Linked DNA regions of Homo sapiens: regions 2, 3, 4, 5 and 6 are each linked to region 1. The links are chromatin contacts, found by Hi-C or POLR2A ChIA-PET in ENCODE. All regions are on one chromosome and are shown on one strand. The core of a region is the stretch at or near the end of the contact, and the rest is flanking DNA. Distances in the headings are between cores, read along the strand shown.

Region 1 (4,265 bases), core at 1,651-4,150:
CCAAATGTGAAAGATTTACTGAGACAATAGGAAAATTTGAATTGTGTAGTTATTAAATGATAGTAAGAAAATTTGGGGAGGCAGAATACATGGTATTACGGATATGCTTAAAAAACTGTTATCTTGGCCAGGCATGGTGGCTCACGTCTGTAATCCCAGCACTTTGGCAGGCCAAGGCGGGCGGATCTCTGGAGGTCAGGAGTTCCACACCAGCTTTAACCAACATGGTGAAACCCCCTCTCTACTAAAAATACAAAAATTAGCTGGGCATGGTGACACATACCTGTAATCTCAGCTACTTGGGAGGCTGAAGCAGGAGAATCGCTTGAACCTGGGAGGCGGAGGTTGCAAAGAGCCAAGATCGCCCCATTGCACTCCAGCCTGGGCGACAAAAGCAAGTCTCAGTCTCAAAAACAAACAAACAAAAAACAACTATTATATTTTACCTATTCATATTATTCATATTTAAAGTATTTACAGATAAAATGATAAAAATCCAGCAAGAGTGAGGGAATGTGAAGGGCTATAGATTAAATAATCTTAGCCATATGTTGCTAAATGTTGAAGCTGGGTAGACGGTATATAAGGATTTATTGTAGTATTACTTTTGCCTTTGAAAATTTCCATAAAAGTTTAAAAATATTAAAAAGTAGAAAAAAGAAAAGGATTTCATTTATTTGATCTGACTCAAACAGAAGCTGAATTTTCTCAGCAGGCATCTTTAGGAATCTTTCACCATTACTTGCCAGTTTGTTTTCAACCAGTTTGAAGTTGTTGCTCTCCCCAAGAGACAGGTACGGAGGCGTACACATTTCCTGCCAGGGACCTCTTAAAGTCAGACTTAGAAATTCAAGGTAATCCCAGACTAATTTGGGGAGATCAGTTACTTATCTTTTTTTTAGGGTTGCTTTATGGTAGATAATACACTGTAGAGCAAATAAAATGCCTTTTTGCTTTATTCACAGGATTAAATACCATAAATTAATTTCTAGTTGCTGAGAACGGGAGATTTTAAATTTTGCATTTAGAAGACAAGAAATTCAATCTGAAGAGGCCCCATATTTCCAGTTAAGTGACCACTCAGAAGGGAAGGACAGCGCTCAATAACCAAGGTCAAGAGTTGGGTTTAGGGTTTGTGGCGATTTTTTTTGGGGGTGGCAAGAATAAGCCGTAGATTAATCTCTTAAAATAAATATAGCAAGAAAAGCATGCCTAAAATAATTCATACATATACATATATTATCATATTACAGTGTTTTACAGTTTTAGATCAGTACCAGCTAAAATATTCTTTGGATTGTTTTTGCTTTTTTACCAGCCTGTTCAACAGAATTATAAAAGGTGACAATAATGCTATAAATGTCTCCTATCCCATGCTCATCCCTCCTCTCATCTTGCTCTGTTTCTGGAGTACTCTAGGTATTCTGCATCTTTGCCTTTTTCCCCTTCTAGTTTCTAAACACATTTCTTATCTACTTGCAGATCACTTATCAGACTGAATAAAATCCATAGGTACATTCGGTGTCTGACCTGTAACAAGGCACCCCACATTATTTTGCGCCTTTGATAAAGACCAGCTTATTCAAACTTGTGAGAAAACAAAAATAGCAGGGTTCAAGTAAAAACCAGTAAAATTCAGTTCTTCACAGTGGCGGTTTTTTGACAAGACCCGGCCGAAAGATTTCACGAACAGTAAAATCCCAGAATGTTCTCAGAAATACTATCCACTGTACTGTCTGGGTTGCTTAATACTGGCCCAAACCTCAGTGTCCTAGGATAATAACCCAAGACAATTTCCCAGTCCTTTGAAATAGTTGACGTCCCAAGATGTCAAATTGCCTGGAGTGCTTTATTTTGGTTTGAAATTTAAAATTTCCTCTAGATAAAGATCTAGATTTCTCTTTGCAAGTCAAAGGCTAGTTACTATTAACAGCTGTTTCAAAAGTGCTCTAAATAGGTCACCATTCAGGTGTACCAACGCTGCAAACTGGATCTAAGAAGATCCAAATTTGTCACCACTCACTCACATTTTAACTCAAAGGTAGTACTCACAATTGGCCTTGTTTACATAGGCATTCCATTAAAATTATCCATGCATTCATTCTATTTGCACCCATTTCTTTCAAAAATGTCCATCTGTAATTAAAATCAGCTCCTCTGCCTGACATCTCATTTACACTACACCGAAATTAAACCCCACTAGGAGATCACGTAGATTATGGGGCCGAGGGCCCGCCCGCTGACTAGGTTTTCACTCGCGTCTCCTCCATGCCCCAGGTCCCCTCCGATTGCAGTCCTGGGGCAGGACTGAGCAAAAAGTCCCGTAAAGCTGGCGTGTGCCCCACTCCGCCAGGAAGCCTCACCGACGTCCTGTGCTTAAATGTTCTGACACCCCCCAAAAGCAGTTGTTTTTAAAGGCTGTCTGTGGGACCAATGCGTTGTCAAACAGATGCCGTCCCGCATCCCCTCCCCCTAAATGACACAGAAGATTCCAGCGTAGGGGAAGGGCCACGAAACCCGCAGGGCACACGACGCCGGGGGCCGGAGGGAGCACCGCCTACCTCCCTGATCAAGCCCCGCGGTGCCGGGCGAGCCCGAGGGCCCGGCAGGAGGCGGGCGGCAGCCCCAGGCGAGCTCGGAGGCGGCGGGAACGCAGCCGCCGCGCATGCCGGGAGCCGCACGCCGCCCGCCGGGGCGCGCAGTCCCGCAGGCCTCGCTCCAGGTCGTCCGAAAAGGAACCGCCTGCTGCTCCTTTGCAGGCTCGCGAGGAGCCGCACTCGGACCGCCTGATGGGGAAAAAGCCGGTGTGGCCGGGCGGAGCGAGCCGAGCGGAGCTGGAGCTGCCCCTCCCAGCGGGGAGGACGGCACGAAGGACCGAGCCGCCTCCCCTCCCGGGTCCCATTCAGACGCGAGGCGCAGAGACTGGCTCCCCGGGCTTCCCCTTTAAGGGGGGCGGGGCGCGGCCTGCCGTTTGGCCGCCCCCCACACCCTCCCCCGCTAGCCCAGAGCCGGCAGACCAATCGCCCGGGCGGCGGAGCGAAGGCGGGAGAATGCGAACCCTCCGGTAGGCGGTAGGGGCGGGCCCCGGCCTTATTCGCAGGGAGCGCTGCGCAGGCGCAGAGGCGGCCGCGGGCGGAGGGGCGGGGGCAGGCTAGCGGGAGGCTCTCCGTGAGGCACGGAGGGTGACTGGGGACAGGCGGGCGGCGACGGGCTTGTCATGGGGATCCGGGCTGCGAGACGGCACTCGTAGCATCTGGGGACTCCGAGGGGGACAGGAAGTGTCAGCGCCCGGGACCCCGGCGCCGGCCCCGCCGAGGGGATCCCCACTGCTCCGGTCCTGGAGCGGGAGGGGAGAAAGGAGGGAGCCCCGGTTTCGCCCCGCCCCTGGGCTGGTGCTGCGGGGGCGGGGAGTGAGGGCTGCTCTGGGGGGAGTGGAGATCGGGGAGCGCGGCCGTGCCCTCTCGAGCGGCTGCGGGGTCCCCGCGGCGCCGGGCTGCTGAGCTGAGGGCCCGCGGCGGCCGCGGCCGGTGCATGTGCGGCTGCTGGATGCGGAGGCGGCGGCGACGGCGCGGATCGGCAGGATGTTAGGGCAGCAGCAGCAGCAACTGTACTCGTCGGCCGCGCTCCTGACCGGGGAGCGGAGCCGGCTGCTCACCTGCTACGTGCAGGACTACCTTGAGTGCGTGGAGTCGCTGCCCCACGACATGCAGAGGAACGTGTCTGTGCTGCGAGAGCTGGACAACAAATATCAAGGTAGGAGCCGCGGGGCTGCCGGCCTCGGGAGCCGGTGGCGGGGAGCCTGTCCGGGGGAGTGCCACCTTCCCTTTCTCCCGTGACAGTCTCCCCGAGCGCACCGAGGGTCTGCCGAGCGGGACTGGGAGGACTGGAGACCGGGTTGGCGGCCCTCCGTGGCCCCGCGGTGGGCGAGTACTTCTCTGGGGTCCCCAGAGTGGGGGTGGGGGCCGCTTGTCAGCCCCCGCTGCAGACCCAGCGGCTGCAGCTGCCGCTGAGGGGAATCAGCCATTTTAAGCAGCAAGCATTTGTTCAGGCGCTGGCCCGCCCCGTGCCGCAGACCCTGCGGCCCCGGCCCGGGACTGCAGCCGGGCAAGGGTCGGAGGGAGTGAGCGGCCGGGCTCCCGCTGGTCTGCGGGGCGCGCTTCCCCACCTCACTCGCCCCCACCCCGGAGTGCGGGTGCTTTGGAACGTGCGGGGGGAGGGGGCGAGAGGCCGCGGAGGCGGACTGAGGGGGCCTTCCTCCGCGCTCC
Region 2 (4,265 bases), core at 1,221-3,720, 1.9 Mb after region 1:
GAAAAATCTGAAAAACACACAAAGATTCGGGTACATGGATATTAACCTAACTGCCAACAATAGATTGGTTAAAAAAAATAGGAATATCATATAGCCATAAAAAAATCATGTTTTTGCTGAAAATTAAAAGGCACAGGACAATGCTTACAACTTATAAAGGGAAAAGAGCACTTGCAAAATGGAACTAATCAGTTCTTTACTTGGATCCATATACTGTTTCAGGTAGTTGATGATATATCACAAATGACATGTATCATTGTTTGTGTACACATATATACACACACAGATACACATATTCATACATATATACATACATATATACACACACACACACACGAGAGAAAGAGACAGGAAGGGAGAAAGAGAGCGGGAGATTTCTTTTGGGAAGAGGTTTCAAAAATTTCATGAGACTCTCAAAACATATCTCTCAAACAGGCTGAAGAACCATAGTACACACTAAGACCCCTATTTTGAAATAAATGAATAAGTACTAACATTTACTGAGCTCTTCAAATGTAAAACACAGGCAGGGTGCAGTGGCTCACGCCTGTAATCCCAACACTTTGGGAGGCAGAGGCAGGAGGATCACTTTGAGCCCAGGAGTTAGAGACCAGACTGGGCAACATAGGAAGACCCCCATCTCTACCAAAAAAAAAAAAAAAAATTAGCTGAGTGTGGTGGTCTGCACCTGTAGTCCAGCTACTCGGGAGGTTAAGGTGGGAGGACTGCTTGGGCCGGGGAGGTCAATGCTACAGTGAGCCATGATCACACCACTGCACTCCAGCCTAAGCAACAGAGCAAGATCTTGTCTCCAAAAAACAAAATAAAATAAAACAAAAACATGTAAAAGGCACTATGCTAAACATACATACTTACTCCAATCCTCAGAACAGTATTAAATAGGTACCAATACAGTTTTTCTCATTTTACAAATCCTTTGTCACATTTCTATAAGGGTCACTGTTTTTATTTATTCTAAAATTGTAATCTTTTGAAAGATCATATACCCTTTGTCCCAATTCTACTTCTGAGAATTTATTCTAAGGAAACAATCAAGAAAGTTCAGGACAAATTTAGCTTCATGTTGTCCATTTATTCTACCGTTGTTCATCACAGAAAAATAAATGGAAACCACTTAAATAGCTATTAATAAGAAATCAGTTAAATAAAGAATACTACCAAACAAACTAGTATGTACCCATTTAAATAAAAAATATTTAAAGATACTGAAGATAAAAGTTAGACAGGAAAGAACAAATTTTAACTCTGCTACTTACTGTACAATTTTACACAATTTAACTTATCACTTAAGTCTGTTTCTCTTCTGTAAAACTGGAAAAATACACAACTTCCCAGGGTTGTTATGAAGATTCCACAAGACATCATTCATAAAAGCACTAGTCTTCCTAGACTTCCGAATTAGCTGAGATACTCTCTGAAGAAATAATACTGAGGCTGAGATCTGAAGGGTGAGTGAAGGTGCAATAGCCCATTCCAGGCAGGGCCATCGATGAGTGAAGATCTGCTTAAAAGACCACTTAGGTGACTACCCCAGATGGATAGATCTCAAGGCCAAGGATGGTAAGAGTGGCGACAGTGACAACAGACAGACATTTAGAAGTAGCATCTATAGGACTTGATTATTGACTGCATGTCGGGGAGTTGAGAAGAGGGAGATGTCAAGGATGATTTCCAGGTTTTGGGCAGGCACAACAGGATGTATGGTGGTGCCATCTACAGAGTTGGGGGTTCCTGGAGGAAGAGCAGGTGTGGGCTGTGGGGAAGTGGAAATGCTCAGTTTGGAACTTGCTGAGCTTGAAATACATATGAGCTATCCAAGTGGAGGCACGGTTAGCAGATTTGTGGGTCTGGAGCTCAGAAGAAAGGTCTAACTTAGAGATAAAATTTTAGGAGAACGCATAGGGTGTAAAGCGTCCCTGAAGAGCACCACCATTTAGGATAGGGATTGGAGAACCTTGCTGAGCAATGAGACAGGAGAGAAACCAGGGGAGGGAAATACCACGGGAACTAGGGGAATATAATATCCGAAGAAAGTTGCGCCTGTCCCAGGTTAAGCCCTTCTTGCAAGGCTTCAAAAACGCCGAAGTCTCTCAAAATACTTTCACACAGAGAAGTAGCAGGGGGTGCGTGTCCAAGGTGGCCGAGGCGGGGTGCACACTTGTGTAGGGCACTTTCCCCCCGGCCCAGCGCGGAGACAGGCGAACTGGAGAGCCGCCCTGCCCACGCAGCTCGCAGCTGCCATCTTGGACCCCGGCAGGACCAGCTCCTTTCAGGCGCTGTGAAGCCCGCTCGTGGCGGCTGCCAAAGTCCGGGGAAAAACACAGGGGTCGGTGACGAGCAGAGATACTCACCATGTCCGCGACGTGGCGGTGACACGGGCGCTGACGCCTGCCCAAAAGTTCCGGGGGCCGGCCCTGAAGTGGTGTCACCGCACGGCCCAGGGGCGGGGCCCGGGCGGACCAACTACAACTCCCGACATGCTCGGCGGCATGACGTCACGGAGCGTACCACACCGCAGTCCCTCGCGGACGGCGAGGCGGGGCGGGTAGCCGAAGACTTATGTTTGGTAAATTCTATTAGTTAAGTCTTTTCTGTCCTACAGAAGCTCACACATCCTTCTGTGTGTTCTTCGATGCGGATTCGAATCTCCTCGTATCCTCCCACAGCGTGCTTGGAATGGATTCTCCCGTACCCGGGGCAACACATCACACAATAAACGCCAGCTGTGGTGGAACGTGCAGAGGCGCTGCGCAGCCCAGGCGTGTCGCGCGCTTGGGAACCCTCGCCGCTCCCGCAGCGCAGTTAACGTGGACAAGCTGGGGCAACCTGGACGAGCTGGGGCAACCTGATCTCGGCTGTCGGAGTGGGTGTCCTCAAGAAAGGTGACTTGGTCCTCGCGGACGCCAGGTGTTGCCCCTTAGATACCTGCCACCTCCCAGCCTCCGTTTCCTCTCTGGGAAACAGACTCCTCATCACCTCCTCCAGTTTTCTGCCCCTTCTTCACCTCTCCTGACGCTCCATCCGTACCTTTTGCAAGGGAACGTGCCATAATTCGGCTATGCTCTATTTTCTTGTCTAATAGATTGTAAGCTCCTTGCGGGCAGCATCTATGCCTTCTTAAATCTGTTTCTAGTTTCTACCAGCAAGCTTGCCCCGAAGGGGATTGCAGAATATCTGTTAAATAAGTGAATGAATAATTTTGTAAATGTTGCTCAATAAGAGTTAAGTAGTGGCGGGCCGGGCGCGGTGGCTGACGCCTGTAATCCCAGCACTTTGGGAGGCCAAGGCAGACGCATCACCTGCGCTCACGAGTTCGAGGCCAGCCTGGGCAAAATGGTGAAACCCCTGTCTCTACTAAAAATACCAAAAAAAAAAAAAAAAAAAAAAAAAAAAAAAAAAAATAGCCGGGCATGGTGGCGGGTGCTTGTAGTCCCAGCTACTCGGGAGGCTGAGACAGGAGAATCGCTTGAACCCGGGAGGCGGAGGCTGCAGAGAGCCAAGACAGCTCCACTGCACTCCTAGCCTGGGCAACAGAGAGAGACTCCGTCTCAAAAAAAAAAAAAAATTAATAAGAAAAAAGTTAAGTGATGGGAAAGTTCTAGGCAAGAATTTCTTCCCTCCCTCCTCCCTGGCTCGCTTGTGTGCCGGGAGCTGCGCAGATGCGGGGATACCGTGAGAGGGAGGAACCTGTCTCAGCTCCTGCCCTTGTGCCGTGGAGCTTTGAAATATAAGGTAAATGAAAGTACTAAATCTTGACTGAAGTTTGGTTTTAAAGCATCTCTGATTAATGGAAGAGGTAGGATGTGGGGAAGGGCGTTGTATTTAGTTATGTTTCAGTTTAAAATGAATCTTCACTTGCCCCTTTGGTGTTACGTATTAGCAATGATTCATGCTCAGGTGAGCCAGTTTCAGGCAGGCTTGCAGAGAGGCACTCAAACAGCTTGCTTTAAATTTAAGGTAAAAGGCCGGGCGCGGTGGCTCACGCCTGAAATCCCAGCACTTTAGGAGGCCGAGGCAGGTGAATCACTTGAGGTCAGGAGTTTGAGACCAGCCTGACCAACATGGTGAAACCCCGTTTCTACTAAAAATACAAAAATCAGCCGGGCGTGGTGGCAGGTGCCCGTAGTCCCAGCTACCTGGGAGGCTGCGGCAGGAGAATTCCTTGAACCCAGGAGGCGGAGGTTGCAGTGAGCTGAGATAGCGCCTCTGCATTCCAGCCTGGGCGACAGAGCGAGACTCCATCT
Region 3 (4,265 bases), core at 1,141-3,640, 1.7 Mb after region 1:
CGTATGTACATTTCTTAAGCATAATACCATTGTACCCTTAACAGACCACGGTATAGTGTAAACATAACTTTTATATGCACTGGGAAACCAAAAAATTCATGTGACTCGCTTTATTCCAAGATTTAATTTATTGTGGTGGTCTGCAAGCAACCAAAATATCTCCAAGGTATGCCTGTATTTACCGTCCCATAGTTTCAATCCCTAGAGGTCTAACCCTCCACCTGGTTTTATGATCTCTTCATGTCGTATCTCCACAGTTTATCATCTTTTAAACACCGTATAGAAACTTTCTGGCCTATCCACTTCTTTTCTAGGAAAGCCCTGTGTCATTGTAAAAATTAACATAAAATACGTATGCCTTTTCTCCTGTTAATCTGCCTTACAGCCCCAGCTGCAGACCCAGCTAAAGGAAAAAGGATTTTTGTTTTTCCCCCCATCCCCTACACTTGTCTCCTTGCCAGACTGGGAGCTCCTCGTCACTTCCTCATCTTTATAACCCCAGTACCCAAAGGAGAACCTGATGAATTTAGTCATTCAAAGAATGTTTATCCCACAAAGGAGTTTGGAGTTAGGAGATTTAAGATTGAGCCATGCTCTTTGCTACCCACGAGGGTAGAAAAATCGCCTTGTATGTGTGTGGCTGGGCATGGAGGCTCATGTGCGGTGGCTCATGTTACAGTCTCATGCCTGTAACTTTGGGAGGCCCAGGCAGGCAGACCACTTGAGCCCAGGAGCTTGAGACCAGCCTGGCCAACATGGCCAAACCCCACCTCTACAAAAAATACAAAAATTAGCCGGGCGTTGTAGCTCTCGCCTGTAGTCCCAGCTACTCCGGAGGCTGAGGTGGGAGAATCGCTGGAACCTGGGAGCTGAGGCTGCAGTGAGCCGAGATCAGGCCACTGCACTCCAGCCTAGGCAACAGAGTGAGATCCTATCTCAAAAAACAAACAAACAAAAAAAATCACCGGGTTTCAACCCAGTTTCCTTGATAGTTTCCTGCCATCTTCCCCCACCCCTCCGGAAGCACAAACCACAACTATGCCTTTATCTGCATTTCCATGATAAGGTCATGCAGTCCCCAAGAGCTGGAAGCCAGCTGCCTCCCTAAGTGGTCACAGTTCATGCGCCCTGGTGCATAGTCCGGTGCCTGTGAGACTTTTCAGGTTTAAATTTTAGTTAATAATATCCAACAGAGTTACTGTAAAGATTTCGACACTCATGTGACTTAATTTACAGGAAAATTTACCCAACAATCCCATCCACTGAGCAATTCTTTTGATAACATTTACTACGAGGTAAGTGATTCAATTTACCAGAGAATAAGAAAAATGACTTAATAAAGTAGTTAAGATTCTCTTTACAACAGACTAGGAAAGGATAAAATTAAAGGATAGTTCATCAGACCATAACAACCCTTTGGTGCTCAATCAAGACAGAGTTTTGCCAGGAGGGGCATGGCTCACGCCTGTAATCCCCGGACTTTGGGAGGCCAAGACAGGAGGATCGCTTGAGCCCAGGAGTTGGGAGGCTGCAGTGAGACATGATCGTGCCACTGCACTCCACCCTGGGCCACAGAGCGAGACCCTGTCTCAAAAAATAAAAATAAAAAAAAGAGACAGGTAAGTTTTTATCAAAGCTGCCTGAGAGTCACTGGGCACGCCCCACTTGCCAGGTCCTACAGACCAGCAATAACAAGACTAATGCTTTCACCAAACATCAGGAAAATACACAGAAAAGCACCGGGCACTTTTTAAACTGTCATCTTGTTACTGTGACAATACATTTCTGTAGTTAAACAGCACAGTAGGCCTCCAACAAGATGCCCAATTGGGTACATGAAAATCCCGGCCCAAATTAAACACCTGTTTCCAGGAACGCTAGGCTCTTGTCTACATCCCCTACCGTCCCCGGAAGGCAGATAACCCCTCGGGCCTCGTGGGTTAGGTTCGAGTCCCTACAAGTAGGAAGAAGTCGTCAGGGCCCGGCATGTGGTCGCGGCCCAATCTCAATTTAGGGCTGATCCTGACCCTCAAAGCCACCCGGAACGCGCGAGAGGGCGGGACCCGCCATTCTCACAGGGGACCGGGGTGGAACGGCGCCGCGACCCGCCGCCGCGGGCGCCCCTGTCGTGGGGGCGCGGTCTCCCACCGTCCGCGCAGGCTTCGTTAAACCCACCCCGAGTACTCGCCGCCGCCTGGGCTCCGGAGCGGGGAGACGGATGCGAACGGAAAGGAGCGTGGCGGGCGCCCCGCGAGCAGGGAGCCAGGAGCCGCTCGCGCGCCCCTCACCTGAGAGCCGCGGCCACCACAGCCCCACGCGCGGCGCTGGCGCACTCCCGCGGCCCTGAACGGGCTCCCGGCGCCGCGCGCCCGCGCTTCCGGAGGCGGAGAGAGCGGAAAGGGAAAGGAGGGGCGGCGTGGGGCCCGGCGCTTCGGGAGAGGCGGGGGCGCACGCCGGGCCTCGTGCGGCCCTCGCGGCGGGCGTCACAGAGCGCGGCGGGCAGGCGGCCAGGCCGGGGCTCCACGCGGGCGGAGTGGAGGCCGGGCCAGGGACGCGCACACTAGAAGAGCCGCGGAAGAAGGCGGTCCAGCCCGCGTGGTTGCCATGGCGCCCTAGAGGCGTTACTGCTGCTCCCGGCTGCCTAGGGCGGCGCGGGTAGGCCCCGTTGTTCTCGTGCGTTAATAGGGAAAGCTGCCTTGATTATCTTGTAATTCTCTACCAAACCAAGAATAAAAAAGAACGGCGGCTGTGTGTTTGTGATATTTTCTATCAGCAAATTTCAGTTCATACCACTAGTTAGTTCTGTGGACCAGAGGCTGGTTTCAGAATGGAAAGACCTTTGCCGAGTGGTAAACGAGGTGGGTAGTTAAAACAATCTAAGGTAAAAATGATCTCTGCAGAATATATTGAATACAATAACTTCTCGTTGAACTCTCAGGTATGGTAGGATGATGGCACCCCAAAAATGTGCACCTCCTAGTCCCCACAACACGTGAATATGTCACCTTATGTGGCAGACAGGATTTAGCTGATGTGATTAAGGATCAAAATGGGAAGATTAACCAGGATTATCCAGTGAACCCCATGGAATCACAAAGGTCCTTATAAGATGGAGACAAGAAGTTCAAAGTCAGTAGTGGGAGCTGTGAGCACAGAAGCTAGAGGTTGGAGTGATGTCAGAGGCAATGAGCCAAGGAGTGCAGGTAGAAGCTGCAAAAGGAGGAAACGGATTCTCTCCTGAAACCTCAGGAAGGAACTAGAGCCTGCAAATTTTGATTTTAGACTTAATACCTTAAGCACTGTAAGACAATACACCTGTGTTGTTTTAACTACTGAATTTGTAGTAATTTGTTATAGCAGCAATGGTATACAATCCAGTAGTTAATAAATATTGTTCACATCTAAGTGCAAAGAAGGGTAGGAAATATGGGTCTTACCCTGCCTGTCCCGGGGAGTTCCAGTAAGGATTGTCTATTTTCGTCCTTCACAATGCATTTTGTACTTGTTGGTCTTAATTACCAAAAGTATAATCAATTCTCTTTTTGTTGCCTAAAAGACAGCATTGGCTGGGCGCAGTGGCTCACCCCTGTAATCCCAGCACTTCGGGAGGCCGAGGCGGGTGGGGCCCCCTGAGAGGAGTTCAAGACCAGCCTGACTAATATGGTGAAACACTGTCTCTACTAAAAATACAAAAATTAGCTGGGCGTGGTGACGTGAGCCTGTAGTCCCAGCTACTCGGAAGGCTGAGACAGGAGAATCGCTTGAACTCCGGAGGTGGAGGTTGCAGCGAGCCGAGATCGTGCCACTGCACTCCAACCTAGGCAACAGAGTAAGACTGTGTCTCAAAAAAAAAAAAAGCAAGAATTTCACTTTCTTTTAAAGTGCTTAATAAAACTGTGTTGGCACCACTTTCCAGGGATAGTTGTTAAACTGTGGTTGGCCCGGCGCGGTGGCTCACGTTTGTAATTCCGCACTTTGAGAGGCTGAGGTGGGCGGATCACCTGAGGTCAGGAGTTCCAGACCAGCCTGGCCAACATGGTGAAACTCCGTCTCTACTAAAAATACAAAAATTAGCCAGGTGTGGTGGTGCACATCTGTAATCCCAGCTACTCAGGAGGCTGACGCAGAAGAATCGCTTGAACCCAGGAGGGAAATGTTGCAGTAAGCTGAGATCACGCCATTGTACTCCAGCCTGGGCGACAGAGCAAGCCCCTGTCTCTAAATAAATAAACAAACTGTGGTCAAAAGTTTATCTTACAAAGGAC
Region 4 (4,265 bases), core at 566-3,065, 1.3 Mb after region 1:
TCCTGCTCTGTTGCCCAGTCTGGAGTGCAGTGGCGGGATCTCAGCTCATCACAACTTCTGCCTCCTGAGTTCAAGCGATTCTCCTGGCTCAGCCTCTCGAGTAGCTGGGACTAGAGATGCATGCCACCACGCCTGGCTAATTATTTGTATTTTTAGTAGAGATAGGGTTTCTCCATGTTGGTCAGGCTGGTCTCGAACTCCTGACCTCAAATGATCTGCCCGCCTCGGTCTCCCAAAGTGCTGGGATTACAGTGAGCCACCACGCCTGTCTGGGTAATTTTTTTTTAAGTATTCTGTTTACAGTAAATTCAGAAAACAGAAGTCTTTAATATGTCTGTTTTAAAGGGGAGAGGTATAAGGTGTGCGGCTAACAAGTTTATTTTTCTAGTCGCAGAATTTGGACTCGTGAAAGATTTTAGTCTAATGCAGTTTGTTCACAAATATAAGGAGGGGGGCCTCAGACTAGGGAGGTGTTTTCCGAGTTGAGTCAGAACAAGAAAGTAAGTCTCCCAAGACCTGGTCCTTTTCCACTATATCACACTGCACTGTCTGGCTCCAATCTGATGGCGAGCAATGGTTCCTTAAAAAGCTCCATCTTCTCAAGCCTACCCAGCACAGACCTACAACTCAAACTTTAAGTTTTAGCCAGCCTAACCTTCCACGTCCACTTGAAAAAAGAAAAAAAAGAAAGAAACAATCAACCGGAAGCCTTTGATTTTTTTGCTAGCAAGAAGCCAATAATTGTTTTCTTTGGGACAATCACAGGTTAAGTTGTGAAATGGGTGGCAGAAACTGCAAGATTTAACCAGTTTCTCTCAACGCTAATCAAAGGTCAAGAAAATAAAAGACAGGGCAGTGAGAGTCGCGGGACTTTAGACACTCCTGCACCAAGAAGCTTAAAAGTCTTAGCCAGGGCACTAGAGAACGCTTTTAGAATGGTCACTCTTAATTATGCTCCATAACCTTGAAATTGGACTGAGTGGGGAAGGGGTTTCCACACTCTCACAACGCACCGACTGGGGGAACGCCTGTCCCCAGACTCGAATCCACGTGTCCATTCAAGTCATCTACCGCCACTCTCCGTCTACGCTGCCAGGTGACAGACATCATCTTTGCTTCTCAATTTCAAAAAATGCCAGCACTCCTTAGATCAATGACTCCACGGCCAAGTGCAAGGGCCACGGGCACTCCTCTGGAGTCACCGAGAGAATGTCTGCCTCTGGCAGCGGCCTCTGAGCTGCCTGTGGGCCTCGTGCCGCCGCGCTGCGTGGGGCCGGCATCTCAGCGGGCGCGAGTGCAGTCTCGCCCCACGCGCGGTCCGAACGCCCGCGAGCCCGGCCTCTGGGCAGGCGGGGGCCGCGGACGAGGGCAACGTCAGCGGCCCAGCTGGGCCACCTCCTCCCAGCCGAAGCGCGGCCTCCGGCTGCTTCGCCGGGCCGGTCCCCGCCGCCGCACACACAAGGGTCGGTCCCGCGCGCATCCCCGGCCGCGCACCAGCCCCGCGCCCGCGCCGCCCGCGACTCAGACACAGGAAGCTGCGGCAGCACGGGCACCCCGGAGGCCTCCGGCTGCCGAGGGAAGCGGGGCCGCGGGCAGGAGGCCGGAAAGGCGGCGCGGCCCCACGAGCCTGGGGTGGCTCACGCGCCTCCGCGGCGGCCGCTGCTCCGGGCTCGGCCCTGAAGGGCAACGTCAGCCGGCGCCTCGGCCGGGGCCCGGGCACCGCCGCGGGAGCAGGCGCGGCTCCGCACGGCGGGCGCACTCACCTCCTCCGTGGACCGGCCGCTCCGCCGCCGGCTGTCACTGCAGCCCACTCCCTGCCCCGCGCCGGCTCTGGATGCTATTTAAGGCGCCGCTGGCGCCGCCGCCTCGGCCCGCTGGTTGCGCCCCCGCCACCGCCGCGGCTGAGCCAGGATGCTGCTGGTGCGCTCGCCGCGCCGGCCCCGCCCTCCCGCGGCCCCGCCCCGCCCGCAGGCCCCGCCCCCGGCAGGCCCCGCCCCGCCGAGCGCCCGGCCGCCCTCCTGTCTGGGCGCGCGTGGCTGGCGGGTGGCCGGCGGTCGAGAGGCTGCGGCGGGCGAACGCCGCTGGAGTCGCCCAGACTGCCTCGGATTTCATAATGAATCTGAGGAAGGACAAAGGGTACATTGGACCGCCTCAGCTCAGAGGCCCCGCGGACCCTGGGCCCCGCGATGCCCGAGGGGCGGGCGGCGCCCTCCGGATCCTGCACCCTCAGCCCGTGCCCCGCTGGCCTCCTGGCAGGCCGGGCAGAATTCTGCTGCGAGGGCCCTGGAGGCAAGGGCCTTCCTCTCCGTTTTTCCTTGACACTGACGGGCGCGGCCCCACAGGGTTTCCCCCACGCTCCCTGGCCGGAAGACCTTTTCTGTCTGGTGTCTGCAGAGCCTGACGTGGGCAGCGCCCGCAGCTCGCGCCGGTGCAGGGGAGCTGAGGGCCGACTGCGCGCTGCACCACGGCGGCCACCTGCTGTGCGGTTCTGAGGGCTTCCGCGGTTCTGAGGGCTTCCGCGTCCCTGCCATGCCCATCTTGGGGCTTCAGAAGCCAACACGATGGTTTTCGGGCTCACATCCCAAAGGCTGCTCTTCCTTTTAGCACCTGGGACCTACCAGGAACCTCAACCTCTAACAACATTGGTCCCCGTTACCGTGGAGTTTGCGCCCAGCGTTCGCTGGAGGGCCGTTTGAAGAATGATTGTTGTCGTAAAGGCCTTTGATAATAATAGATACTGTTTACCCAGTGCTTGATGCCAGGCATTGCTACAAACACTGCGTACACATTATTCTATTTAATCTTCATAACCCAGTGAGGTAGGTACTGTCATTACTGTCCTTTCACAGAAGAGGAAGCTGGGGCACAGAGGTTAAATGCTAGTGAGAGCAGTACCACACTTGGCACTCAGGCTGCCCCCAGAGTGTGGGCACAACCAACGCAGGGCTATGCCTGGGCTGCAGGCAGGGGAAACTGACCGTGGTTCGCTCCAGGCCTCAGCCACACTGCAGTTCACTCCCACAAATAACTGAAGGACTTTCCCTGGGTGTCTCCCACAGTGTGCTGGGCGCAGTGGTGCAGTGGGGTGAGGACAACGCACACACCAGCAACCTCTCTAGCAGCTCAGTCCTTTTAGATCTCCATCTTCCAGATCTAGAAAAAATGGACTCCACGTTCGTTTTCACTGGTTCCCGCTTGGCTAATCCCTGGTTTTTCTGTCCAGATCTCGCCTCCCCATCCGTGATTTTGTCATCTTTGCCTCTCCTTTTTCCTCTTCTCCAACCGGTCCCTCAGCCCCAGAACCTCTGCAGGCACCTCCCAAGTTCTGTGGTCTATTGTTTTCAAGGGCTGCTGGAACGAAGTACCACACACTAAGTGGCTTCAACAACCGAAATGTATGGTCTGTCCTGGTTCTGGAGACTAGAAGTACAAAATCACGGCGTGGGAGGGCTGGCTGCTTCCGAGGCCCATGAAAGAGCATGTGTGCCCGGCCACTCTGACTTGCAGATGCCCATCTTCTCCCTATGTCTCCTCACACCATCTTCCCTGTGGTGTGTGTGTGCAAATCCCTTCTTTCTATAAGGACACCAGTCATACTGGACTAGGGCCCACCCGAATTGCCTCATTTTAACTTGATGACCTCTGTAATCATGAGGTAATGTCCAAGTAAGGTCCCATTCTAAGATACCTGAATGCCCAGGCACGGTGGTTCATGCCTGTAATCCCAGCACTTTGGGAGGCCGAGGCAGGCAGATCAACTGAGGTCAGGAGTTCAAGACCAGCCTGGCCAACATGGTGAAACCCTGTCTCTACTAAAAATAAAAAAATTAGCGGGGCATGGTGGTGCGTACCTGTAGTCCCAGCTACTCGGGAGGCTGAGGCAGAAGAATTGTTTGAACCCAGGGAGGTGGAGGTTGCAATGAGCCAAGATCACGCCACTGCATTCCAGCCTGGGAGACAGAGCAAGACTCTGTCTCAAAACAACAACAACAACAACAACAAACCCCTGAACATATGAACTTGGGGAATGTGGGGGTGACAATTCAACCCGTAACATGTGGATGGTCGTCACTGGCTGTCTCACCTTACGTCTTCTCCTCAAGACACTTTTCTTTTAAACTGGGTGCCTCTCCCTGGGCTCTAGCCCTTAATGAGGTGATTTCCAACTCAAGGCTGGGAAAGGCACACAACCCAGTATCAGACCTGAGTTCACACTCCTTCTGGCAGGAACTTCTAGGTGACATTGGGAAGCAACTTCATTCCTT
Region 5 (4,265 bases), core at 673-3,172, 1.3 Mb after region 1:
CTTCCCCCAGATCTTATTTAACTGAGGCCTCAACATCACGGCTCAGTACGGATATTGTAAAAAAGCCACTGTCTCTTTGTATTCCGGTTGAGAAGCAACAACCAGAATTGATGTTAAGCATCAAAACGGGCCAGGCGCGGTGGTGGCTCACGCCTGTAATCCCAGCACTTTGGGAGGCTGAGGCGGGTGGATCACCTGAGGTCAGGAGTTTGAGACCAGCCTGGCCAACATGGTGAAACCCCGTCTCTACTAAAAATATAAAAATCAGCCAGGTGTGGTGGTGGGCACCTGTAATCCTAGATACTTGGGAGGCTGAGGCAGGAGAATCACTTGAACCCGAGAGGTGGAGGTTGCAGTGAGCCGAGATCACGCCATTGCACTCCAGCCAGCCTGGGTGACAAGAACATGATTCCGTCTCAAAAAAAAAAAACCCCAAAAACACAACAAAGAAACAAAAAAGCATCAGAACAAAACATATTCGCTGAAGTGAAAGTGAAAATCCAACCAAGGATGCTAAGTGTAACCCTGTCCCCTGCAGGAAATGGAACAGTCTACATCATACCACTCACCAAGGAGGAAGGGAAAGAGAAAATTCAGGGTGCCACTGCCACATGGCAGCTGCACAGTAGATAAGACATTTTCTTCCCCACAGTGGAACTGAACTGTTTGTGACCTGAGGAGGCGGCAACTTACTGGTAACCATTTTCCAATGTCCCCTGTGTGTAACCAGCCGTCTTTGTCCAAAGCTTCTGCTGTTTTCGCTGGGTCCTTCAAGTAGCCCTGAAATACATTTGGCCCTTTCACACACACCTAAAGAAAAGAAGATCATCAGTGAACAGCATTTACTGGGGTTTTTCCAGAGAAAACTGGTGTGTGCATGTGTGTACGTGTGTGTCTGCCCCAACCTTTAGCTGGAAGCCCTAAACTCCAGGATGCAGAGGGAGTTACCAGAGCCCCACCAGGGTCTGCGAGAGATCTCCAGTGCCCCTACTTCCCTTCCTGAATTACCTCAGCTCTGGCCGATTTGTAGGGCAAATGCTTGCCCTAGGTTCTGGCTCAAAGCTGTTGGAAAGCCCCGCAGGGGATGAAATCACTTTTAAGTAATTAGGCTTCCCATCCAGCAGCCAGCAGCTCACTAATAGGTACCCAGGGCAATCAACAGGCAGGACCTTCGTCCCAGGAACTGAGGCCACCGGGCCTTTCTTTGCAGGCTCTCCAGCCCAAATCCCTATGAGGCCTGGCAGAGGAAGACAGGCATCAGTGTCCCTCCTGCCCACTCCCCGAGAGCTGAACATAAATGTACCCTCAGAAAGAAGCCTGGCAGACTCCAGGATCACCAATGAAGTCAAGTTCAATGGCTTTATTGAGCTGTTGGGAAATACCACAGCATTCGCAAAGGCCAGCGATCACAGGAAATGGCAGCGAGGGAAAATGACTGACGGTTTTCACTCACCTCGCCCTCGCCCTCGGCAGCCATGTAATTCATTTCTTCCACATCAACAAGTTTTATCAAATTGCACGGCATCGGGGCCCCAACATGGCCTGTATATTAAATAAGCAAATGGTCATTCCTAAGGGAACTACTCATAACCTCAGGTCAAATTATTTTGATAGCAAACAGGATTCCACATAAGAAAAACGGCTGGGATAAACTTCTGATTTCTGCAATTACAGCCATTCTCTTCCTAGTATAATTTAAGAGAGTCTATTCTTAGACTAGGGAAGAACATATTTAGTGTCTTCAGGACCTTTTCCAAGTGTGATGCTCTGAGTTATTTATGAGTAATTTGGCCTCTATGTGAAGGTTCCTACAAACACCTGGAAGCAGCCTCTCTCAAACCTTCACTCGGCTTCCACCCTCCGATCGCCCCCACCCATTACTTGCACTCATCTTACACAGAATTCTTAGCATCCTGTTCTCTGTAAGAAGAGAGAACATATGCAGCTTTGGCAAACCTCACGCACCACCTGGTTCTGATCAACACGGCCTTTATTTCCTTGCGTATGAAGAAGCATGTCTTACAGTTTTTACTAAGACGGGACAGTGCTTATTTCTACAGCTAACTTAACTCTCTTGCCAAAGGCTGTTAAGACTGGGCTGTCTTTTCCAAAAGCAGCAACAACAGACATTAGATATGTTAGATATCACATTAGATATCACAAATAATTCTTCCTATGTTTTAATAATTTGAGCTTCTAGAGATCAGTATTCCAAATTCTCTGTTAAGGAAACTGAGGTTAAAAATTAAACAAATACCATAAAGAAGATTCACAGACTGTCTGCGTTAATTCCAGGACAATGATGTTAGTGGACAGTGCTAGGTTCTAGAATATATGTTACTAAATGGTGCTAATACTTATAATACTCCAAATAAGCTGGGAAGTTTATTTATCACAGTGTAGAATTTACTACTCAGGTGACACAGAGGAAGCACAGAAGCTCTGCAGTCAGGCCGGGGTTGAAATCCTGGCTCCAAAGCATAATGCCGCGTAAATTCTCATACATCATTTATGTGTTACTTAAGCAACAATCTATAATTTCCTCTGAGAAGTACCAGAACTTATCTCACAGGGACACTGTTGGGGTTACACTGACATTAGGTACATCCTAAGCACCCATCACAGAGGCTTACCCATGACAGATGCTCAATTATTTTTGTTTGTCCTCCTCCTTTTTCCTTTTGAGAAATGACTTTTTGAGAAAAAGGACTTGTATTTATTCCTATTGGTAGTCCCAACACCTAGCACAGCACACAGTACAAATTCAATAACTATTTGTTGTTTAAAATGACCAGCAAATAACGAGACCCTACTCAATTACTAGGAAGCTCTGTTGGGCCAGACACTCTCAATCTGGAACACAGGGCCCCTCTCAGATGTCACTAGTAGAGTCTAGGCAAGTCTCTGCTGCCACCAGCTTTACAGTCAGATCCCCAGCGCCACCCCTCAGTTGCAGGAGGTGTTCTCCCCACAGTGCCCTGACTTACAAGAGTGTTTGCCCCCAGAGCCTAATGATCAGAAACATAGCACTTTTGTTTAAGATGGTTAATGAACCAGTCAGTGATTAACCCAATTCCAGACATACCAATAACCCAGTATGAATAACAAAATTCCAAAAAGGAGCCTCCTACAGCCATACCTGCGGTCCAGTCTCCAGGCATGGTCAGGCAGCACCCGGCAGTGCACTCTGTCTGTCCGTATCCTTCATAAAACTGGGGCACCAAGAGATGCAACATTATTAAGGAGAGCACAATCACACCTTTACTGGAAGTGCACAAGCAATGAAGTCTCACTAACTCCCAAGTCATGGCTGACTGGTGAAATCTCATTTCAAATGGTCTGTTCAGTAAGTTCATTCAATGGTCCAGTGTGCTTTACGCCAACACCAGCCGTCACCCAGGTACACCTTCTATTTAACTTCCAGTGGCCAAGCGAGGGAGAACCCCTATGTGACTGGTCACCACCCAGCAGCAGTGAACTCCCTTGGCCAATTCACAGGACATGTACCCCACACATGCCCCGTCTGCCACCAAATCCTCCTTTCTCCCTTTACTACAGGTTGTCAGCATGGTGTGCGGGTAGGCTCATCACCTGTGACCCATTCCACAGCTGCATACCTGCTTCTAAAGGTTGTCTTGCACCTGATCCTAGAGAAAATTCAACAAATGGCAGACACACACATTCCCCTGCCTAGGGTAAAAAATATACATATGGTTGCTTCTCCAAGCAACCTAATAATAACATATCTTCCAAACAAACATAACACACACACACAAAGTAGGGGGTGGGAAGGATAGGGGTGATGTTGGTGAAAGGACACAAAGTCTCCATCAGGAGGAACTGGTTCAAGAGCTCCATAGCACCACGTGGTGACTAGAGCTAACAACAATGTATCATATACTTGAAAACTGCCCAGAGGGTAGATTCCAAGTGTTCTCACCACGTGGGAAAAAAAAGTATGGGTGGTAAGACACATGTTAATTAGCTTCATTTAGCCATTCCACAATGTTTACATATTACATACATCAAAACATCATGTTGTTACGCCATAAATATAGATACGCTTGTCAATTAAGAAAGAACACACACACACACACACAGTACAGATGACTTTTGGTGCAGAAGAGGACTGGGCATCCTAGTGTGGGAGAATCAGGCGCCGTGACATCCACCTCACCTGACAGCCCAGGGCTGCTCTGAGGAACGTCAGCACAGTGGCAGACACCGGGGCGGCTCCTGTCACCATCAGCCGGACTCTTCCGCCC
Region 6 (4,265 bases), core at 548-3,047, 1.0 Mb after region 1:
ATGCGCTCTAATGAGATACAGCCCTGGGTTCCACTTCATCTCCTTGAGACTCCAGCTTTTGCTTGCTCTCTCCATGTCCACCTTCCCTTCCTGACTGCCAGCGGCAGCCGGCAGATCATATTTCCATGCGGCAGCTCAATGCACTCAGCCAATGCATAAAGGAAGCCAGTGGAAGGTTATCAATAAATAATGGATCAAACAGGGAGAGTGTGAAAGATGAATACTGGATGTTTTCCAGGACTTTGCACAGTCATTCATATGCATATATACCTTGCAAATTTCCAAGAAGAAAATATAGCATGTGGCATGTCTCAAACTTGATTGTTCTATAGAAAATGTTATGAGCTCAACTGTGTCTCCCTAAAACTCACATATTGAAGCTCTAACCCCCAGTACCTTAGAATGTGATGGTATTTGAAGATAAGCCTTTTAAAATGGGAATTAAGGTAAAAGGGGGTCAGGAAAGTGGGCCCTAATCCAGTTTGACTGGTGTCCTTATAAGAAGAGGAGGCTAGGACACAGACACAGACACTACACGTGTGCACACACAGACGAATGACCATGTGAACACACAGCAAGAAAGCAGCCACCTGCAAGCTGCCGGGCGTGGTGGCTCACACCTGTAATCCCAGCACTTTGGGAGGCCGAAGCAGGTGGATCACGAAGTCCTGAGTTTGAGATCAGCCTGATCAACATGGTGAAACCCCATCTCTACTAAAAATACAAAAATTAGCTGGGCGTGGTGGCAGGCACCTGTAATCCCAGCTATTCAGGAGGCTGAGGCAGGAGAATCGCTTGAACCCAGGAGGCAGAGGCTGCAGTGAGCTGAGATTGCGCCACTGCACTCCAGCCTGGGTGACAGAGTGAGACTCCATCTCAAAGAAAAAAAAAGAAAAAAGAAAAGAAAACAGCCACCTGCAAGCCAAGGAGAGAGGATTCAGAGAAACCAAGCCTGCCAATATCTTGGTCCTGAACACCCTGCCTGCAGAACTGTGAGAAATCAATTTCTGTTGTTAAAGCTCCCGTCCATGGTGTTTTGTTACGGCAGCCCTAGCAAACTCATGCAGAAAACCTCTTACTATCTGCATGATCTGTTTAGGATGTGCTGAAATAGTATTATTCACCATTTCAATACTATTTTATTTATTTATTTTTATTTTTATTTTTTTGAGATAGAATCTTGTTCTGTCACCCAGGCTGGGGTGCAATGGCACGATCTTGGCTCACTGCACCCTCCACCTCCTGAGTTCAAGCGATTCTCCTGCCTCAGCTTCCCGAGGAGCTAGGATTACAGGCACGTACCACCACGCCCAGCTAATTTTTGTGGTTTTTTCTAGTAGAGATTGGGTTTCACCATGTTGGCCAGGCTGGTCTGGAACTCCTGACCTCAGGTGATCCGCCCACCTCAGTCTCCCAAAGTGCTAGGATTACAGGCGTGAGCCACTGCACCCGGCCCAATACTATTTTATTAAAGCTTTTCTATTTTCTTATTTTCTAAAAATAAGTTTATTTTTATTTATTGGTTATCTAGTATCACTGATTTCTAAGTACTAACTTTCCCCATCTTTGTGTGAGTTCTTTGCACCTGATTCACATAAATCCTTGAATGGTACCTACTCTATAAATAGACAAACGCTTCCCGTGCATTCTCAGCCTGCATTCATAATCCCTCCCTAACCAGCCACTGCGGTGGCTTTGTACTGTGTCAATGTACCTAAGCTGAACTATGTTTCTCAGAAAATCTGAGCAAAATTTGGAAGGCAGAAGTGAAACAGCAGTCATATTTACAGTCAAAGTCTGTGTAGGGCCAGGCGCTGTGGTGGCTCACACACAATGCCAGGCAGCCACTGGCTCAATGTATTGGTACAGGGCAGCAGCTGTGCCTGCAGTTCCTCCAGCTCCCACCAGAACTGCTTCTTCAGCTTCACTGAATCTTGGGTTTATGAGCAATTCCATGGTGAAGGGCACCAGCTCCTCTGCAGGTCATCTTCATCATCAGCGCTGGAGTGTTGGAGGCCTGAGAGGCTGACGTGGAAGACATCAGTTTCAGTCCATCCACAGGAGTTCCATCTCCTCCCTGCAGGTGCAGCTCACGCCTACTCTCTCCCACTGCACATCCATTTGCCAGCCCTGCTGACTTCAGGCCCACTTCTGGACACAGGGGCAGCAGGTTGCAGCTTTCATAACAATGTGTATCCTAATCTCTTTAATAAATTCCTTGTTTTGCTCAAGGTGGTTTTGCTTCTCTGATCAAACTTTAATGATACAGATTTTGGAAACATCATAGGTGCTGCTGCAGTTAAAAACCTAAAATGTGTGGCACTGGCTTTGGGGCCAGGCAGCGAATAGAAGGTAGAGGGGCCTTGAGAAGTCTGTCAGTGAGGCCTTCAATAAATATGATGAAAATATTGTTGAAACCTGGAAGAAGGAAGACAGGTTTGTGTAGCGGTGGGAAGTTTAGCAACATTGAAACCCAAGATAACTTGGAAAATAGAAAATGTATCAATGAGCTGTATGACTGAGTGGAGGGAATTGACAGGCACACGGGCCACCTAACTTCTAGCTGCCACAATAAAATAAGAGAGAATGGGCCAGGCGCGGTGGCTCACACTTGTAATCCCAGCACTTTGGGAGGCCGAGGCGAGCAAATCACGAGGTCAGGAGTTCAAGACCAACCTGGCCAACATGGAGAAACCCCGTTTCTACTAAAAATACAAAAATTATCAGGGCCTAGTGGCGGACGCCTGTAATCCCAGCTACGTGGGAGGCTGAGGCAGGAGAACTGCTTGAATCCGGGAGTCAGAGGTTGAAGTGAGCCGAGATTGTACCGCTGCACTCCAGCCTGGGCAACAGAGTAAGACTCCATCTCGAAAAAAAAAAAAGAAATGAAAATAAAAAATAAAAATAAATAGGCTGGGCGCGGTGGCTCACGCCTGTAATCCCAGCTACTTGGGAGGCTGAGGCAGGAGAACTGCTTGAATCCAGGAGTCAGAGGTTGAAGTGAGCTGAGATCGTACCAATGCACTGCAGCCTGGGCGACAGAGTAAGACTCCGTCTCGAAAAAAAATAAAAAGAAATGAAAATAAAAATAAAAATGAGTAGGCCGGGCGCGGTGGCTCACGCCTGTAATGCCAGCACTTTGGGAGGCCGAGGCGGGCAGATCAGGAGGTCAGGAGATCGAGACCATCCTGACTAACATGTTGAAACCCCATCTCTACTAAAAATACAAAAAAAATTAGCCTTCTGTGGTGGCGGGCACCTGTAATCCCAGCTACTCAGGAGACTGAGGCAGGAGAATGGCGTGAACCCGGGAGGTGGAGCTCGCAGTGAGCCGAGATCGCGCCGCTGCACTCCAGCCTGGGCAACAGAGAGAGACTCCATCTCAAAAAAGTAAATAAATAAAATTAAAAATAAATAAAAAATAAGAGAGAATGGATATGAGCTAAGGAACCCATGGCAAAATATAAAGGTGGCAGGACTTGCAGGATTTGAAAAAAGGAAAAAAAAAAAAATGGTTTGCCATTCCCAGCCTCTCCAAATGGCAAACATCTCAAAAATTAAGAAATGGCTTGTGGATCTGGTTCTAGTTAAAATGGAGTGAGCCGATGCCATGGTAGCTCCCCAACAGGTTACTTCTAAGAACCCCAGAGTGGATACATAAAGCAACTTAATAGGGACTCTGCAAGGAAAAAACAGCAGGTGGGTTGGAGAGGGAGAGCCGAACTCCAAGAAAGATGAATAAGGTGGTAAGTTTCCTCTTCTTCCCCTTCCATGTCTCTTGACATAGATTCAGGGCAGCCAAACCCAGAACTGCTTAAGTGGCAGGGACAGGAAACATTTCAAGAGAAATTCTCTCTTTCCAATCAATGGAATAGGAACAGGCATCCCTGCATGGCAGAGCAAGTGAGGGAAACCTGGCTTTATTCCATCCTGACCTGTCCCGATGCCATAAAAGAGTAAGACTTAGGGGTCTTTGGTGGGAGATGAGTGTATTTTGCATGTGGGAAGGGTGTGAGTTATTTGCCAGAGGACAGGCTGGTGGACTAACGTGATCCAAAGATGGTGTGAGAGCACCCCTCGGCCCACATGCTGTTTTCATAATGTGATCTTGTCACCTCCCATCAAGAGGTGAAGTCTATGTCCCTTCCCCTTGAACCTGGGTGGGCTTTTGTGCCTGCTTTAACCAATAGAGGATGGGAAAAGTGACACTCTGTGACTCTAAGACTAGATTATAAAAGGCAATGCCATATCCTACTGGCTTTTTC

Evidence for each region. Hi-C counts contacts between places; a loop is a spot of excess contacts on that map. ChIA-PET counts read pairs that join two places held with the same protein, here RNA polymerase II (POLR2A). Pooled maps may share reads with other maps.
Region 2: a loop to region 1 is called in a map of CD8-positive, alpha-beta T cell, with 25 times the contacts of the local background. The contact joins the promoter of UFSP2 here to the promoter of ING2-DT in region 1. A Hi-C loop is called at or near these places in 3 of 168 maps with a recorded cell type or tissue (B cell, CD8-positive, alpha-beta T cell and naive thymus-derived CD4-positive, alpha-beta T cell), 2 of 37 single-sample maps with no recorded cell type and 12 of 50 pooled maps. POLR2A ChIA-PET finds 5 or more read pairs at or near these places in 1 of 52 experiments (T-cell).
Region 3: a loop to region 1 is called in a map of CD8-positive, alpha-beta T cell, with 24 times the contacts of the local background. The contact joins the promoter of CFAP97 here to the promoter of ING2-DT in region 1. A Hi-C loop is called at or near these places in 11 of 168 maps with a recorded cell type or tissue (B cell, CD14-positive monocyte, CD4-positive, alpha-beta T cell and 6 more), 10 of 37 single-sample maps with no recorded cell type and 22 of 50 pooled maps. POLR2A ChIA-PET finds 5 or more read pairs at or near these places in 2 of 52 experiments (T-cell and naive thymus-derived CD4-positive, alpha-beta T cell).
Region 4: a map of CD8-positive, alpha-beta T cell shows a loop between it and region 1 (8-fold over the local background). The contact joins the promoter of ACSL1 here to the promoter of ING2-DT in region 1. A Hi-C loop is called at or near these places in 2 of 168 maps with a recorded cell type or tissue (CD8-positive, alpha-beta T cell and ascending aorta), 15 of 37 single-sample maps with no recorded cell type and 18 of 50 pooled maps.
Region 5: a pooled map shows a loop between it and region 1 (6-fold over the local background). The contact joins the enhancer-like site here to the promoter of ING2-DT in region 1. A Hi-C loop is called at or near these places in 4 of 50 pooled maps.
Region 6: a pooled map shows a loop between it and region 1 (4-fold over the local background). The contact joins the enhancer-like site here to the promoter of ING2-DT in region 1. A Hi-C loop is called at or near these places in 2 of 50 pooled maps. POLR2A ChIA-PET finds 5 or more read pairs at or near these places in 2 of 52 experiments (HEK293 and HEK293T).

Annotation. Positions count from the first base shown.
Region 1 is chr4:183,501,615-183,505,879 of GRCh38, forward strand. ING2-DT (ING2 divergent transcript) reads right to left here and starts at 2,901. Exons shown (of 3, transcript NR_033995.2): 1 at 2,562-2,901. It overlaps ING2 (inhibitor of growth family member 2), which reads left to right and starts at 3,444. Exons shown (of 2, transcript NM_001564.4): 1 at 3,444-3,753. The coding sequence starts at 3,582. RefSeq lists silencers at 2,526-3,565, 3,786-4,265.
Region 2 is chr4:185,423,494-185,427,758 of GRCh38, forward strand. UFSP2 (UFM1 specific peptidase 2) reads right to left here and starts at 2,471. Exons shown (of 12, transcript NM_018359.5): 1 at 2,373-2,471. The coding sequence starts at 2,375. CFAP96 (cilia and flagella associated protein 96) reads left to right here and starts at 2,761. Exons shown (of 8, transcript NM_001114357.3): 1 at 2,761-2,903. RefSeq lists enhancers at 2,235-2,344, 2,415-2,774.
Region 3 is chr4:185,201,610-185,205,874 of GRCh38, forward strand. CFAP97 (cilia and flagella associated protein 97) reads right to left here and starts at 2,391. Exons shown (of 5, transcript NM_020827.3): 1 at 2,289-2,391. It also overlaps a transcript of SNX25 not described here. RefSeq lists silencers at 1,924-2,693, 2,303-2,474 and enhancers at 3,234-3,343, 3,454-3,543.
Region 4 is chr4:184,824,153-184,828,417 of GRCh38, forward strand. It overlaps ACSL1 (acyl-CoA synthetase long chain family member 1), which reads right to left and starts at 1,816. Exons shown (of 21, transcript NM_001995.5): 1 at 1,764-1,816. It overlaps LOC105377587 (a long non-coding RNA gene), which reads left to right and starts at 2,019. Exons shown (of 3, transcript XR_939564.4): 1 at 2,019-2,819. RefSeq lists enhancers at 1,065-1,134, 2,385-2,888, 2,495-2,544, 2,715-2,994 and a silencer at 1,305-2,264.
Region 5 is chr4:184,761,714-184,765,978 of GRCh38, forward strand. It overlaps ACSL1 (acyl-CoA synthetase long chain family member 1), which reads right to left. Exons shown (of 21, transcript NM_001995.5): 14 at 4,178-4,265; 15 at 3,140-3,212; 16 at 1,454-1,542; 17 at 694-810. Among named protein-coding and RNA genes, the nearest start is that of CENPU, 30 kb to the left of the region's middle. Within about 2 kb of position 1,923, at least 8 of the 41 ENCODE cell types and tissues checked have a DNase peak (open chromatin) inside an H3K27ac peak, as active enhancers do.
Region 6 is chr4:184,504,959-184,509,223 of GRCh38, forward strand. It overlaps LINC02427 (long intergenic non-protein coding RNA 2427), which reads right to left. Exons shown (of 3, transcript NR_147158.1): 3 at 1,502-2,418. Among named protein-coding and RNA genes, the nearest start is that of LINC02427, 30 kb to the right of the region's middle. RefSeq lists enhancers at 1-66, 1,906-2,115. Within about 2 kb of position 1,798, at least 6 of the 41 ENCODE cell types and tissues checked have a DNase peak (open chromatin) inside an H3K27ac peak, as active enhancers do.